Linked DNA regions of Mus musculus: region 2 is linked to region 1. The links are chromatin contacts, found by Hi-C or POLR2A ChIA-PET in ENCODE. All regions are on one chromosome and are shown on one strand. Each heading gives the region's core, a stretch centred on a gene start or an enhancer-like site at or near the end of the contact. The rest is flanking DNA. Distances are from core to core; before and after follow the strand shown.

Region 1 (7,608 bases), core at 1,489-3,988:
TACAAATTCAACCTGGCCTCCTTTCCGTGTCAGTACTTAATAACTTTATTTGCATTTGGCTCCTTCCACGGTGTGGAAGAGTTGGGTGCTGGCAGCAGCTTGGGCATCCTGCGCCCTCTGGTGGGCCTCAGGAGCCATGGCCACACAAGACGGCAGTCAATAGTCTAGCACAAGGTTGCAGTGATCCTCACTCAGGTCTGGGCCCCAGACCCAACCTCAGGGAACTGGGCTTGTTGGGGTGAAGCCCTGAACCTCTGGCTCTCATACTCGCCCGTGTTGGACACCCGCATGTTCTGACGAGCTTTCATCTGCTTCAATCGGTCCTTGTCCACTTCCTGCTTGGTGAGGACGAAGAAGAGGATACCACAGGGGAAGCCGATGGCCCTAGGGATGGGGAGATGTGTACCGGGTTTGGGCAGGGACTGGCACTGAGCCAGAGGAGCTAGAAGAATCAGGCCAGCTTTGTCACTTGTACAAATGCTGTGGTGAGACATCTTACGTCTACCTGTCCTTTGTGCTGAGTGCTGGAGGGACCCCACAAACCAGAGCCTCCTGCTGCTGCCTGCTTTAGACAACCGTAATAGTGCTCTATTACATCCTAGCCAACTCCAAACTCCTAGGCATAGTACTCAAAGCCCAGTGTGGTCCTACCTACCTCTTCATTTCTCCTCTGACGGCTGATATTCATGAGTCTCTTCACTTGTGTTGAATGCTTCTGTGTGATAGCCTAAGTAGCCCAGGCTTGCTCTGAGTTAGCAAAGGACCTCCCTGCATACACTGTCTCATGTCCCGTGCCAGACCTCTTTATTTTTCTTTATGGTGTTAAGCTTGTGCACAACCACTAAGGTACATCGACCAACTCTCAGTCTTAGCAGCTACAACTGAAAGAGGGCATTGGTAAGGGCCAAAGAACAGGAAGCCACAAGAGCTGGTGACAATCACAGCTGGGAGCCTCTGTTCCCTCCTTGGAGGGATGGAAATGCAAGGTTTACCTCAGAAAGCTTCAAACGTTATATGGCAAAGTATTGTCATACCTCAGACATTGGATGGAAAAAAATGTTAATTTCCCTTCCTTTTACTTTAGTGAGTGATAATCAGTAATATGTATTAAGGCCAGAATCAGATCCACAGAATTCACAGAAACACGTCTAGCTTCTACACAACGCAATCTGACACTTAATTACTGGGATTGGAATGTGACCCCTGCTCCCAAAGGGAAGGATGAATCCAGTGACTCAAATTCAAATCAGATCAGCTCAATTTGCTCCACAGAAAAGCCACTATCCCCCAATTTTACATATTTTTCCACCCTAGCCCCCCCCCCCCTTCTGAGAGTCCATCCCTTGACTCCAGCAATTTCCTTCCCTTGGATTCAGCTCTCCACCCGCATTTCAGAGAAGTTTCTAGGTCCCCACACCTTTCAATGCACTCCCCACTGGTAGGCAAAGGGAGCAGTTAAACTCACCAGGCTAGCCCCACGGCTTTCATGGGGTTCTTGCCCCTCTTTCTGGGAATGTATTCTAGCTCAGGGGAGAGGGGCTCGGGCTCCTCCTTGCATTCTGGTGAGCTGTGGCTCTGCAGTGCTCTGGTCCTGTTCTGGGAAGCCTTGTTAGCTGTGGCTCCAGAGAGGATCCCTGTGAATGAAAGTATGGCATGTCAGTATGGGAGATGAGGAAGGGGAGTGACTGCAGTCTGGAGTAACAAGTGCAGTGAAGAATCTAAAGAGAAATGGGAAAATCGCCATCGGGTGACACCTTTGGAAGGCTACTTAAACGTCACTGCGGGCTCCTCACCCTGGTGCCAAGGCAGTGAGCTTCGCTGCTGTTCTATTCAGAAGTCAGGCTGGGAAGGACTGCAGAGGAACTCACCGGAGACATACGTATGAAGGAAATCCGGGGAACTGTTTTAAAACTGCAGGACCTTAAGCTATCCTTAAGGATAACTAACTCCATCCCGTCGAAGAGGAAGCTGAAGCCCGAAGACGAGCTGCTTCGCACAAGGTCAAACCGCTAATTACTCAGTGCTAGAACTCAAGCCTCCAGATGCCCAGGGCTCTTTCCTCTGCACTGCGGTGAGTGTGAAACCCCTGGGGCGCGGGAGTCTAAAGGTTTCTTTGGTACCCTCTCTAGCAATAAGACCCTAGACACGCCGCGCAACCTAAACGCAGGAGTTGGACTGGGTGACCTCTAGAGCATCTTTTCACCCCCAGACTCTCTAAGATCTTGCAGAGAGGTGTGGGCAGCAATTGGCATGCTGACTTCCTGCTGTCGCGCTGGGTGGGATATAAAGGAAACGGAATCTTTTAAAACCCTGCCCTCCCGAGGGTCCCTCTCCTTACCCCGGAGGACGCGGGCATTTCTCGCCCCCCGGCCCTTCAGCGCCGTAGCAGCTACCACCGCCGCCATGTTCGGGTCCCACCCCCCTTCACTGCGCTCCCCGTCGGGAATTGTAGTTTGCGTAAGGGGCCTCCCCCGCGCCTTCCGTCCTGCCTACAGAGCAAAAACTACATTTCCCAGAAGTCCGCGTAGCGGGCCCCGGAGAACTACTCCTCCCAGGAGACCCTGGAGGCGCGCACGCTCGCTTGTTTCCCTTCAGCTGGGGGCGGAGTCATGTAAGGTGGAGCTTGGGCTCTCCCGCCACGCCCCGGCCTGGTCATCCTAGTTCTGCCTTATGATTGGCGGCTCTGTTAGTCCACCACTGTCGCCATTGGCCCGGATGCCGTCGCTCTTTCGGCCGGGAGTCACCTACGCCTACTTCCTCCCGGGAGGAGGGGCTCGAGTTCCGCGTCGTCGCGCAGAGCTGACTCTGGGAGGCGTTTGGGCCCAGAGAAGTGGATCGGTAGCTTTCGCCGCATGGAGTCCGAATCGGAGAGCGGAGCGGCCGCTGACACCCCGCCTCTGGAGACTCTGAGCTTTCACGGAGATGAAGAGATCATTGAGGTGGTAGAGCTGGATCCAGGCCCGCCGGACCCGGGTGAGAACTGACGCTCCTGAGGCCACGGGACAAGAGGCGCTCACCCCTGGCCTCTGACCCCTGCTTCTCCCCAGTCCCCCCTCCCCCCTTCCCTACCGGTCGTTCCTACCGACATTTCTCTCCCAGACCTCCTCCCCTACCCCCCACCTTTAGTTTCTAGGCCTGGCTGGGTGGGGGTTCCCTGACGCCTCCCCTAGCCCTTCCCCTCACACACCCCCTTCCCATCATGCCCTCTGTCCTCTCTTCCCACACGGTCGCTGGCCAACACCAGATCTTCAGACCTAGCCTCTCTCCCCCTCCCCGCCCCCCAAGTGCTCTCTTCCTGCTCGGTACGTGTGAGACAACATCTTAACCTTTGGCCACACGACCCACCCTAGCTTCACCTTTTTCATTCTTTAACCCTTACCCCATTCCTTGTATTATCTTTGGAGCTCCATCTTTTAACGCTTCTCTCAAAGCAGATGATCTGGCCCAGGAGATGGAAGACGTGGACTTTGAGGAAGAGGAAGAAGAAGAAGAGGGCAATGACGAGGGCTGGGTCTTGGAACCCCAGGAAGGGGTGGTCGGTAGCATGGAGGGCCCGGATGATAGTGAGGTCACCTTTGCATTGCACTCAGGTAGGCCTTTGAACATCTCAGATCAGTGCAGATGGGCTTTTGAGTATGGCCTGTTGGTCCTAGGCAGCTATTATAAGAGACCAAAGTGAAAGCCACCTACTTTGGCCTGCAGGATATTCAAAGGAAGGGCCATAGGGCACTGGGGTTAAGTGTGACCCCTGGGTTCAAATCCTACCTCTGCTGTTTAGCAGTCTGTCAGCTTTGTTAGCTTTCTGGATCTTGGTATTCTTTAAAATATATATATATATATATATATATATAAAATCTTGTATGAAAGTGAATGGAAGTAACCTAAGTGGAAATTAAAGGTAGTTTACATTCCAGAAGGGGCATTAATAATAATCTCGGATGCCAGCCTCATGAAACTCTCATAACTTAATTCATACCTAGCCTGGTATGGCCTGTCCTGTCAGCTGTGCACCTCAGAGAACGTGGTAAGGGGAACAGCACAGCAGGGGGCTATGCTCCAGAGGAGGTCACAGCTCTGTGGGCTCTGGAAGGGTTTCTCTAACAACCTGAGGCTCCAGACAAGAACTGGATGCAGCTGTCCCAGGAAAGAGCAGCTATGGCTTTGGGGAAAAAGGGAGTGTGCTTCCTGAAGGTTCTGAAAGACAGAGCTCTAGGTGAGAACCCGGTTCCATCCCCATTCTCATGGACTATGTCTTGGGACAGCGTCTGTGTTCTGTGTGAGCCTGGACCCCAAAACCAACACCTTGGCAGTGACAGGGGGCGAAGACGACAAGGCCTTCGTGTGGAGGCTCGGTGATGGAGAGCTGCTCTTTGAGTGTGCAGGTGAGAGGCTGGGGAGGTTGTGTTCCTTTGGATGTCCTGGCAGGGGGCCCCTGAGAATACCCAGCTGCCGTTTACCAGCCTCTGTCTTGTGCCGGATTCAGGGACCCACAATGGAAGAACTGTTTGGCAGGCATTTGGACAGGACATGCTAATAGGCCAAGAGAGGCTGGCTGAGATGAGCATGGTGCTGGGGTAGGAGTAGACAGAGGCACAGAGAAGATAGGCTCTGGTTGCTTAACAGTGGGGCCAGTAGTATCTGTTCTTGGGAAACGGGAGTGCTAGTCCCTGGAGCTGCAGCAAGTTTGGCCCCCTTCTTTGCTGAGGTCCTCCTACTTTCTTTTCTGCTCAGTTGCCTTTAAACAGTGACTAGATGCATGGGTCACTTGTCCCCAACATTTAGGTATTTTTTAATGTTCTTTTTTGCCACCTTTTTAAAGGTTATATAGTTGGGTTGGCCTTGGATGTTGGCAAGGCTGGCCTCAAACTTGGTACATCTCTTAGGCAAACTTGAGTTTAAAACCTGCCTACTTCTCTTTGCTGCAGGCCACAAAGACTCTGTGACATGCGCTGGTTTCAGTCACGATTCCACCCTAGTGGCCACAGGGGACATGAGTGGTCTTTTGAAAGTATGGCAGGTAGACACCAAGGAAGAAGTCTGGTCCTTTGAAGCAGGAGACCTGGAGGTGAGATCCTTGGAGTGAGCTTCCACTCTTTGGGACCTTAAGTGAGAGGGATAGCGGCAGACGGATCCAGATCTAGCCTGGAGAAGTTTGCCTAGAGCCATAGCAGCCCAGCTCTAGCAATGTATCTCTTCGCCTGTAAAGTTCTCGCTGACCTTAGAAGGTCACACCTTAGATGAGGCTCATGGACTTAGGTAGGCTGGGTAGTAGGCCCTGCCTGCTGATCCTCCCTCTCTGATCAGTGGATGGAGTGGCACCCTCGGGCTCCTGTCCTGTTGGCGGGCACAGCCGATGGCAACACTTGGATGTGGAAGGTCCCGAATGGTGACTGTAAGACCTTTCAGGGCCCCAACTGCCCTGCAACCTGTGGCCGCGTCCTCCCTGATGGTGAGAGCAGTTATCTCTTCCTGGGGGTACAGGTGGATCCAGTGACTTGGGGTTACTTCAGTCATTGCAGTCTCCTGCCCTATACTTGGTCTTACCTGTGACTCCAGGGGGAATTTGGGGACCCCCTACACTATCCTTTCTGCTCATTCTTTCCTTGGCGTGTCTGAGTGTCCTCTGTCCTCTGGTTATCCGTGCCTTGGTCCTTAGGGAAGAGAGCTGTGGTAGGGTATGAAGATGGTACCATCAGGATCTGGGACCTCAAGCAAGGAAACCCCATCCATGTACTAAAAGGTATCAGAGGGGGCGGGGTGTTTTCCTTGGCTTTGAGGGAGGAGCCTGAGCCAGGTACAGGACTCAAAACCTCTGTCCACCTGCTTGTTCTAGGGACTGAGGGTCATCAGGGCCCTCTGACCTGTGTAGCCACCAACCAGGATGGCAGTCTGATCCTGACTGGCTCTGTAGACTGCCAGGCCAAGCTGGTCAGTGCCACCACTGGCAAGGTAAGTAGCCTGGGCTTCTTTGTCTGGACCTTCTGCACCTCCCCTGTCTTTTCCCTCTTTGTCCAGGTCTGTGAGCCTCTTTTCTTACCTGTAGGTGGTGGGTGTGTTCAGACCTGAGACAGTCGCCTCCCAGCCCAGCCTGGGAGAGGGGGAGGAGAGTGAGTCTAACTCCGTGGAGTCCTTGGGCTTCTGCAGTGTGTGAGTGTGAGCAGAACCTTGGCCTGGAGACCCAAGAGACTGAGGGAGGAGGTGGCTTTGAGGAGGCATCTAGGAATTGAGACCAAGGAGGAGGGAAGGTATATGAATCTAGGACCTCAAGAGCCTTCTTTGTGTCACTTGCTTCCCAGCATGCCTCTGGCCGCTGTTGGCTATCTGGACGGAACCTTGGCCATCTATGACCTGTCTACGCAGACACTCCGGCACCAATGTCAGCACCAGGTGTGATGTCTGGGGCTTAATTCCTACTTAGGGGCTGTTGTGCTGGCTAAGGGGCAGCCTGTCCTCTGTGGCTCCTCAGGGTGGGTTGGGGTCCTCTCTTCTCCCTTCTGACTTCTGCCCTACTATGTTACTGTGTCACACTCCGGGACAGTCGGGCATTGTTCAGCTGCTGTGGGAGGCTGGCACTGCTGTGGTGTACACCTGTAGCCTGGATGGTGTTGTACGTCTCTGGGATGCCCGGACTGGCCGCCTGCTTACTGACTACCGGGGCCACACTGCTGAGATCCTGGACTTTGCCCTCAGCAAGTAAGCATTATGGGCTGGCAGCTCTAGAAAGTGGGTCTGGTGTGAGGTAGCACAGGTCCTTTGTGGAATGGGAGGCGATTCCTAAGGGAAACGGGACCCAGTGCCTGACTGTGTCCTGTAATAAAGGCATGCTGGGCCGTCCATCTGTGCAGTCACAGTCCTAGAACCCAGCCCTATCCCAGCGATTGGCAGTGAACTACCCATTGTGGGGCCTGACCCTGAGAATGAACAGTCCTGCTCGGTCTGTGGTCCTCCTATGTTAGGGGCTTCCTTCACTGGTTCTTCTGCAGTTTGCATGGGCATAGTTGAATCAGCTCCCTGGCTTTGGGAGAAGGGTCTGAGAAGCAAGTGCAGATTCAGGCAGGGGCTGATGGTAGAGGCGATGCTGGAGCCACTATATCAGGACCCCTGGGAGTGGGCTTGCACTGGGCCTCAGCTTCCTCTGTCCTTTGACCCCTGTGTTCTGTCTACAGAGATGCTTCCCTGGTGGTGACCACATCAGGAGACCACAAAGCAAAAGTATTTTGTGTCCAGAGACCTGACCGTTAACAGCTGTAGCCTCTGGCATGGTGTCTGGTGTTAAGGGGGATAAAGGGACGCCCCTGCCCCCAGCAGAGTTGCGGGGTGCAGAGGGAAGAGGAGGGGAGACCACTGGACTGCTTTCTGACCCCTTCAGCTGACCTGCTTACTCCTTGTCCTTTTCCTCCCTGGAGACCCGCCTTGCCAGGCCCTCCCTCCCCTGCCCAGCCCTGGGGCCTTGTAGGAGGCCGTGTCTCTTTGACTTTGATTCGCTGGTGTGAGCCATGGGGTGCGTCTTTGTATGTTGGGGTTAGGTCTTTGAGGTTCCCGTTCTTTCCCTTCCCAACTCTCTGGGAAAGGAAAGGAGGAAGAGAGACTAGTTACAGATTTTAAAAA
Region 2 (7,608 bases), core at 2,592-5,091, 1.0 Mb before region 1:
ATACCCTGTCTCAACACACACACACACACACACACACACACACACACACAGAGGGGAAAGAAAACGGGGGAGAGGATACCAAGTCACATTGCATTGCAGACAAGACAGACAAGCAGGGCATCTTTACTATAGCTTCAGACTGAGTCAGCCAACTTCATGTGAGCCAGAGCAATATGCTGAGCAGTGATTGAAAGGGAGATCAGGCTGCTGCTCGCTGAACAGAAGCAAGCAGCAAAGTTTCATTGATTTTCCTGGAATGGATTAAGGCTTAGTAATTGCCCATTGGTCATGGGAAAGATTTCAAAAGATCTTTTCCTTCTTGGGCACAAACATTCTGGTCTTGTGGCTTGCAGGCTAATGTGTAGTGACTTAACCCAGGAACCACCAAGTCACTCATTGTCACACAAATGTCCTGGCCCCTTCATTTAGTCTGAACGTCCTGATGAGGCTGAGGAAGTGCAGGTGCTTGAGCTGTTTGGAGAGGAAAAGGGCAGGGTATAAGATACTCAACACAGCCGTAATGGCGACAGGCCGCACTAATCCAGCACTATAGTCTTAGACAATTTAAAAGTGTGTGTGTGTGTGTGTGTGTGTATGTATGTGTGTATGTATGTGTGTGTGTATGTGTGTGTGTATGTGTGAGTGTGTGTGTGTGTATGTGTGTGTGTGAGTGTGCGTATGTGTGTGTGTATATGTGTGTGTATATGTGTGTGTGTGTATGTGTGTGTGTGTGTATGTATGTGTGTGTGTGTGATGGGTTTGTGTGTGTGTGTGTGTGAGTGTGGACTTGCTCATGCCAGGGCAAACATGAGGGCAGATGACAATTTTCAGAAGTCAGTTCTCTCCTTCCACCTTATAGGCTCCTACAGGGACAGGGACAATATGAAAGAAAGATGTGCCAAGACTTTTGACCCATTCAAAAATCTGAAGTACAAGTCCAAAGGATGAGTCCATGTTTTTAGCAAAAGTGACTTCAAGTTTCTGCAAAGCAACTACTATCACAGCCTGATGCCAGAGGTGACATAGCAAAGCTGGAGGGACAGTCCCTGTGCAGCTCAGTGCGCTCTAATCACTGAGCCATCTCTCCAGCCCCCAGTCTGGTATTTCATTGGCAGTATGTTTCATAGCAAGGATGGTGAGTGTGGGTGGAGTACTGACCTGCACCAGTTCATGAGAACTGACTGTGAGATTCCCAAGGATTCGGTGACCCTGTTGTTAACCGCAGCAATCCTCAAAGCATTATGGTACAATTAAGCAAATTATATTGCAGAGACAGTTAAAATTTAAAACCATCAGCTTTTCCACTATCGTACCACATTTTAAACTTTCTGCTGTACAGGTTACTTATGTCCAGTGCATCTGCCGGGCAGAAGCACACACAGTGGCTTGCTTTTCTGTACAACTCTTCCCAAATCCGTGTCTAGCTCTAGTGGCATCACGTTCATAGCTTGAAAACAGCCATATGGAATATTTACATTTCAGAACATCGAGTGTAAAGGCAAGTGTTACCCCAAGCCTTTTTCAATGCCTGACATCGCCAAGCGTTTCCGGTTTTGTTTACCTCATCAATTAAAACAGAACATCATTTTAAACTCACATTTCCTAGGTTGACATGAGACGGGCTTTCATATGTTCATGACTTGGAGTTTAATAGCATCTCTCGCTCTCATAAATACTACTTTTAAAATATGTCTGTACTTTCTGCTTAGTTAATACACAGGACCCCAAATACTTAGTTGGATTCAACGATGCAGAACCCACTCATATGGAGAACCATACCCTGTTTTAGCTATCAGTAGCTTAGAATGTAGCCCCTCCCCCACGTAACCAGACCTTAGAGAACAGATGAGAACATCCTTCCCATGGTCCACTTAGCACTCAGCTTCATACATAATGCGACTTACATAATTATTAATGAGTAATTAATTAACTGTACAAATGAGTAGGGATACAATGATATCTAAAGGATGATTAAGAAGCTACACAGATGTAGTCTGTCACCCACTGAACGGATCTTGAAACTGCCCCCTTTGAAGTGAGGGTGGCAGGACCTTTCCAGAATCTATCCCTGTTCATTTCCATCCCAAGTATAAAAGCAACAGATGCCCCCCACCCCCACCCCAGAGACCTGTGATCCCTGGAAAGACTATTTTTACACTCATGGTAGGTCGACTCTGTTTTGAACCTCAAAGCCACAAGAGTCCTGATCCATCGATGTATGGATGAGTTTTAAGATTGCTATTCAACATTCTTGACATGGAAACATAATATTGGAATTGCCCCCCTCAACTGCTTTAAGGAGTAGAAAGAGCCAGTAGGGGCGGCTCATGCCTGTATCTCCAACAATTGCAAGACTGAGGCAGGATTGCCATGGATTTGAGGCCAGCCTGGGCTACATAGTGAGCTCTGGAAAAGCCTGAACAAAACTGAAATCCTGTCTGAAAGAAAAAAAAAATCATGAGTATCAGAATCAAACCTCAGGGCCACCCAAACAGCTGTGTTGAAAAGGTCACTGACTTCTGTGTTCCTCTGAGACCTACTAAGTAGCATAACATTTAACCAAAGAGGATAGAAAAAAGCCTACGAAAGTCTCTTGCAGTTGTTCTAGGCTCTGCACACTAATTTATGGAGTCATAAGCCCAGCTGTGCCATCCATTTGTAACTAGAGACAGATTACTCTCATAATTCCGTTGTCTACAAAATGCTGACAGTAAAATTGTGAGAATTACATACGATAACGTTTATCATAACATAAACTCATGGAAGTCAGCGGCTGTGCTAACACCACCGGGGCGCTAGAGCGCGCTGCCGCCGCCGCGGTGGGCCGTCCTGCCTGAGGGTGCTCCAGGAGCGGAACGCCTCGCAGCGGCTTCGAGGCCGCTGACAAAGGAAAGGGCGGAGGGGGGGGGGTCAACGCCTGGAGGACTCGACTTGATGGAGGCGGGGCGAGAGAGGCATCAGGGGCGGGGCCTGCCAAGGAAGCCCGGACAGCGGAGACAAGGTCTGGAGAGTAGGCGTGACGGGGCGGAGCTAGTGGCGCAATGAGGGCGGGTCATGAGACGTGGCTCCTAACGGGGCAAAGCTAGTGGAACAGTGGGGCGGGGCGCGGTGTGACTGGAGCTGACTAGTCCACGTGGTTAGAACGCAGCCTGATTGGAGGAAGGCGGGTCGGTGAGGCGGGAGCGGAACCGGAACGCGTCCTGACAGGGGCGGAGCTCTCGGAGTAGTGAGGGCGGGACGCGGCCTGACTGGCACAGAGCAGTCAGCGTGTTTGGAACCAGGCCTGACGGGAGCTGAGCGAGTAGCGGGAGGGGGCGGAACCCGACCGAGGCCTGACAGGGGCGGAGCTCGCGGAGCAGCGGGGGCGGGGCGAGGCCTGGTAGAGGCGGAGTCCCGGTGCGGCCTGACGAGAGGCGGAGCCCACAGCTCGGCGAAGGCGAGGCCTGATCCGGGAGGGAGGAGCGGAGCGTCAGGGGCGGGCCGGAGTCCGGCTCCTGGAGCGGAGTGCGGTGGGGCTATGCAGGTGTGTTGCTGTTGCCGGTCCCGCCTCCACTTCGGCTCGGTGGCAGGCCGCGCGCCCTTTCGGAGCTAAGCTTAAGGCGGCGCTGACACGGGCGTACTCCGGTTTCAAAGTAAAACTGAAACCCTCCGAGGTGGCCTGACCTTCCCGGAGCCGGAAGGGCTGTCTAGTGACTGACGGGGCTAAGGGACAGGTGTAGTGGTGCTTTGATTCCGGACACGGTGGCGCGCCGGCTAGTGGCCTTTCCAGCTTTGAGGTCCTCTTGGAGGCGGGATTTCCTAGCTGGGCGGGGCGTGGATTATCTGATTAGGGGGCGGGCCTTTCCGATCCTGTACTCCAGGGACAAAACTGGGTGGAGGTCCTCTTGCCCTGGGACTGAACCTTTGAGCCGAGAGCGATCGAGCTAGGAATCCACATCTGTCGCCAGTGAAGTCCTCGGAAGCAGAGGTTGAGCCTTGGGGCTCTCATTTCTAGGGGGCTGAAAGAGGGATCCTAGACCCGGCAGCCACCTGAACTCTCCACTTCTCCCTGTAGATGGCTATGAACGGCAGGGCTCGGAAAGAGGCCATCCAGGCCACAGCCCGAGAGCTCCTGAAGTTCGTGAACCGGAGTCCCTCTCCTTTCCACGGTAGGTGACCAGGGTTAGGGAGGCTAGGAGTGGGAGTGACTTGACCAACTTCCATCGCTGAGAGAGCCCTTTTCCTACAGTCGTGGCTGAGTGCCGCAGCCGCCTCCTCCAGGCTGGCTTCCGTGAACTCAAGGAAACAGAGGGCTGGGATATCGTACCAGAAAACAAGGTACTAAGGGATAGCGTGGGGGCAGACACTATTGCAAAGGCCTGTGTCCCGGATCATAAAGCAACTCACGCCCCTGTCTTTCAACTCTCTCCCCCAGTACTTCTTAACCAGAAACTCCTCCTCCATCATTGCTTTTGCTGTGGGGGGCCAGTATGTTCCTGGCAATGGCTTCAGCCTCATTGGGGCCCACACGGACAGTCCCTGTCTCAGGGTAAGAAGTTAGGACTTGTTTGGACTGAAGGGAGGTGTGGGGGGGGGCGGTTGGGAAGAAGAGATCCTGGAGGTAGAGTTTGCAAGGCCCTATCCCAAGGTCCCGGGAAGAAGGTAGACCCGCCCCATGCTCTCATGTTCCCCACATACACTTTCAGCTGTCAACTGATGTGCTATCTGCTCTGTATAACTTACTGCCTGAGTCTCCCTTCCAGATGTTGTCTTTCAGACATTCCCTTTTTTCTCATTCTTACGCTCAGGTGAAACGCAAATCGCGCCGAAGCCAGGTGGGCTACCACCAGGTCGGTGTTGAGACCTACGGCGGTGGGATCTGGAGCACATGGTTCGACCGGGACCTGACCTTGGCTGGACGCGTCATTATCAAGGTGGTATCGAGGGGCTAGGAACTGGGGAGGCTCTCACTTCCGGCAGCCTGAAGCTTGAATGTCTTCCCATTTCTTAAGTGTACCAGTGAAGAGTCCTCGTGGGGAAGAGGGGACATGATTATTCTGGGTTTAGTAAGGGATTTTATCAGCTGGATTTGGGAGGTGCCCAGTTCTGACCTGGCCGGTTGGCCACAGTGCCCTACCTCAGGCCGGCTGGAGCAGAGGCTCGTCCATATAGAACGGCCCATCCTGCGCATCCCACATCTGGCCATCCATCTGCAGCGAAATATCAATGAGAACTTTGGGCCCAACACAGAGATCCACCTGTGAGTCCACATTCGAGCCAGGGTTGTGATGGCTGTGAGGGTGGGATATGGCACTGGGGAACAGAGGACCACCCCTTAGTGGTCAAGTTCCACGTTTGGAAACCAGTTCTATCCATTTGGGGAGTGCGCTGGGAATCAGTCGGAGGACTAGAAGTTCATGGCTGTCCCTCTCCCTTCTCTCAACCCATTTCCCCACAGAGTCCCTATTCTTGCCACAGCAGTTCAGGAAGAGCTGGAGAAAGGGACTCCTGAACCAGGGCCTCTCGGTGCCACTGTAAGAAGCTCCCCTGGCCCGGAGAGGGTGGGCAGAGGGGAGCAGACCAGTCCCCTAGAGGGGCAAAGGATGAGCAGGTCCACCTTCCAACATCCCCTGCCTTACAGGATGAGCGGCACCACTCGGTCCTCATGTCCCTGCTCTGTACCCATCTGGGCCTGAGTCCTGACAGCATCATGGAGATGGAGCTCTGCCTGGCAGACACCCAGCCTGCAGTAAGGAGTGGCTGTAGGCCCTCGTGGTGGGGTCCTCCAGGGTCCCTGTCAGCCATAGCATATCCCCGAAGCTCCTCAGTTAGTCTCATCCTTGTTCTTCCCAGTTGGTGGCACTTCCTCTGCTTTCAGTAGTTCCCAGATAAGCAGAGCATCTCCCCAGAAGACCGTCCTACTGAGACTGGGGGTGATGTGTGACATGGCCCCTGTCTGCTCTGAACCTCTGAGGGCAAGAGGCCTGGTGCCTTCCAAGTGCTAAGTAGGGAGCTGCTAGTCTTTGGCTCCTTGGTCCTATGTTTGTGTTAGCTGTTTTCTTCCTTTTAGTCGGCATTGTTTTGTTTTTATTAGACAGGGTTTCTCTGTGTAGCCCTGGCTATGCTGGAACTATGTAGACCAGGCTGGCCTCCAACTTAGAGGTCCGCCTGCCTCTGCCACCCAAGTGCTGGGATTAAAGGTGTGCCCCACCATCGCTGGCTGCTTTTCTTTTTTTTGGTGACTGACCACTTAGCCCTCCTTTGGCCTGCCCCTCTGAGACAAGTCAGATGCTGTAGGATGCCCTTTCCTGGCCTTCATTCTCTGCTGAACAGCAAGAATAGTTTCCTGAGCCAACAGTCAAGAGTTGCTCTGGCCCTTGGGAACAGGGAGAAGTGGTGAGGGCCCGGGCACTTAGGTGTTCCTCCTGTCTTTCTAGGTCCTGGGTGGAGCCTATGAAGAGTTCATCTTCGCTCCTCGACTGGACAATCTGCACAGCTGCTTCTGTGCCCTGCAGGTGAGAAGCCAGAGCAGCCCAGGCAGCACGAGAGCTGGGGAGACATGGCTGCTTAGCCAGGCCTTCACCCTGTTGGCACTGGGAAGGGCCCATGCACTGTAGCCTTGACATCACTATTACTGTGCTGCTCTGGGACCAGGAGCTGACAGTGTTCAGGGTGCCATGGTGTCTTTTACTTTTCCTTAATGACCTCTGTCTGAAAACAGGCCTTGCCACCATGAAAAACAATTCTCACTTTCTTCTGCTTCTCTCATTCTGCCTCTGACTTAAAGCTCCTCCTTGTCCCCTGCCAGCCTTCTTTGGGATCCTTGGGACCTCAGTAGGGCTGTCTGTACCTCTTGGTCACCTTCATGTTCTTCACTGTCTCTCTCCCCCAGTCAGGCTGTTTCTCAGCTTTCTACCCTTTGCCCCTCCTCTGCTTTCTAACCTGCCTTTCCCTGCCTGTCTGTGACTGGAGATAGGCTTTGGGTGGTAACTGTAGCTCCGGGGCCTGTGTCTGCTTCTGAGCCAGCCAGCTGGGTTGTTCATGGACATGTCTAGAGCTGTTAACAGAAGCCCATCAGTTTGACTGATCTTCATAATCATTGGCCTCCCAGGACTTATAGTTTCAGTCTGTCTTCAACATTATCCTCCTGCCTTCTGCATGGGAGTGTATGAGAGCAAATGCTCAGAGAATGGATTTACTTATCCCACTAGAAAGGTCCTACTCCACCTGCCAGGCAGGACCCTAAGAGAAAGGTTGCGAGAGCCCAGCCCACTTCCCTGGCAGGGCAGCATGTCCCTCCCAGGTCCTGGCAGACAAAGTTGTAAGAAGCAAAGGTCAGGGATAATGAGCCTGTCTCCTCCCCATCTAGGCATTGATTGATTCCTGTGCATCCCCTGCCTCTCTGGCCAGGGATCCACATGTGCGCATGGTCACACTCTACGACAATGAAGAGGTATGTGGAGGGCTGGGGCAGAGGTCCCTCAGTGGAGTAGTCAGTAACTGCCTGGTGGCCCACACTCAGAGCGAGCCAGGGCATTCTAGAGGCCCCAAAGAGGGAGGAAGGAGAGCTGCCAGTGCTCCCATAGCACTTGTTCCCTCCTGGCCCTGCATAGATTTTTATAATGGATT

The links. A loop is a pair of places that touch in the nucleus more often than their neighbours do. ChIA-PET counts read pairs that join two places held with the same protein, here RNA polymerase II (POLR2A).
Region 2: a map of T-helper 2 cell shows a loop between it and region 1 (11-fold over the local background). The contact joins the promoter of Dnpep here to the promoter of Aamp in region 1. A Hi-C loop is called at or near these places in 1 of 37 maps with a recorded cell type or tissue (T-helper 2 cell). POLR2A ChIA-PET finds 5 or more read pairs at or near these places in 1 of 5 experiments (embryonic stem cell).

Annotation. Positions count from the first base shown.
Region 1 is chr1:74,279,868-74,287,475 of GRCm38, reverse strand. It overlaps Aamp (angio-associated migratory protein), which reads left to right and starts at 2,738. Exons shown (of 11, transcript NM_146110.3): 1 at 2,738-2,973; 2 at 3,435-3,590; 3 at 4,263-4,382; 4 at 4,926-5,065; 5 at 5,305-5,449; 6 at 5,657-5,740; 7 at 5,834-5,949; 8 at 6,044-6,147; 9 at 6,297-6,387; 10 at 6,539-6,693; 11 at 7,167-7,608. The coding sequence starts at 2,853. The coding sequence ends at 7,242. Pnkd (paroxysmal nonkinesiogenic dyskinesia) reads right to left here and starts at 2,442. Exons shown (of 10, transcript NM_001039509.1): 1 at 2,339-2,442; 2 at 1,466-1,634. The coding sequence starts at 2,405. It overlaps Gm28364 (predicted gene 28364), which reads right to left and starts at 6,315. Exons shown (of 2, transcript NR_168296.1): 1 at 6,038-6,315; 2 at 4,762-5,665.
Region 2 is chr1:75,313,250-75,320,857 of GRCm38, reverse strand. Dnpep (aspartyl aminopeptidase) reads left to right here and starts at 3,841. Exons shown (of 15, transcript NM_016878.4): 1 at 3,841-3,967; 2 at 4,055-4,148; 3 at 4,229-4,317; 4 at 4,415-4,528; 5 at 4,788-4,913; 6 at 5,109-5,239; 7 at 5,438-5,513; 8 at 5,621-5,728; 9 at 6,417-6,494; 10 at 7,349-7,432. The coding sequence starts at 4,055.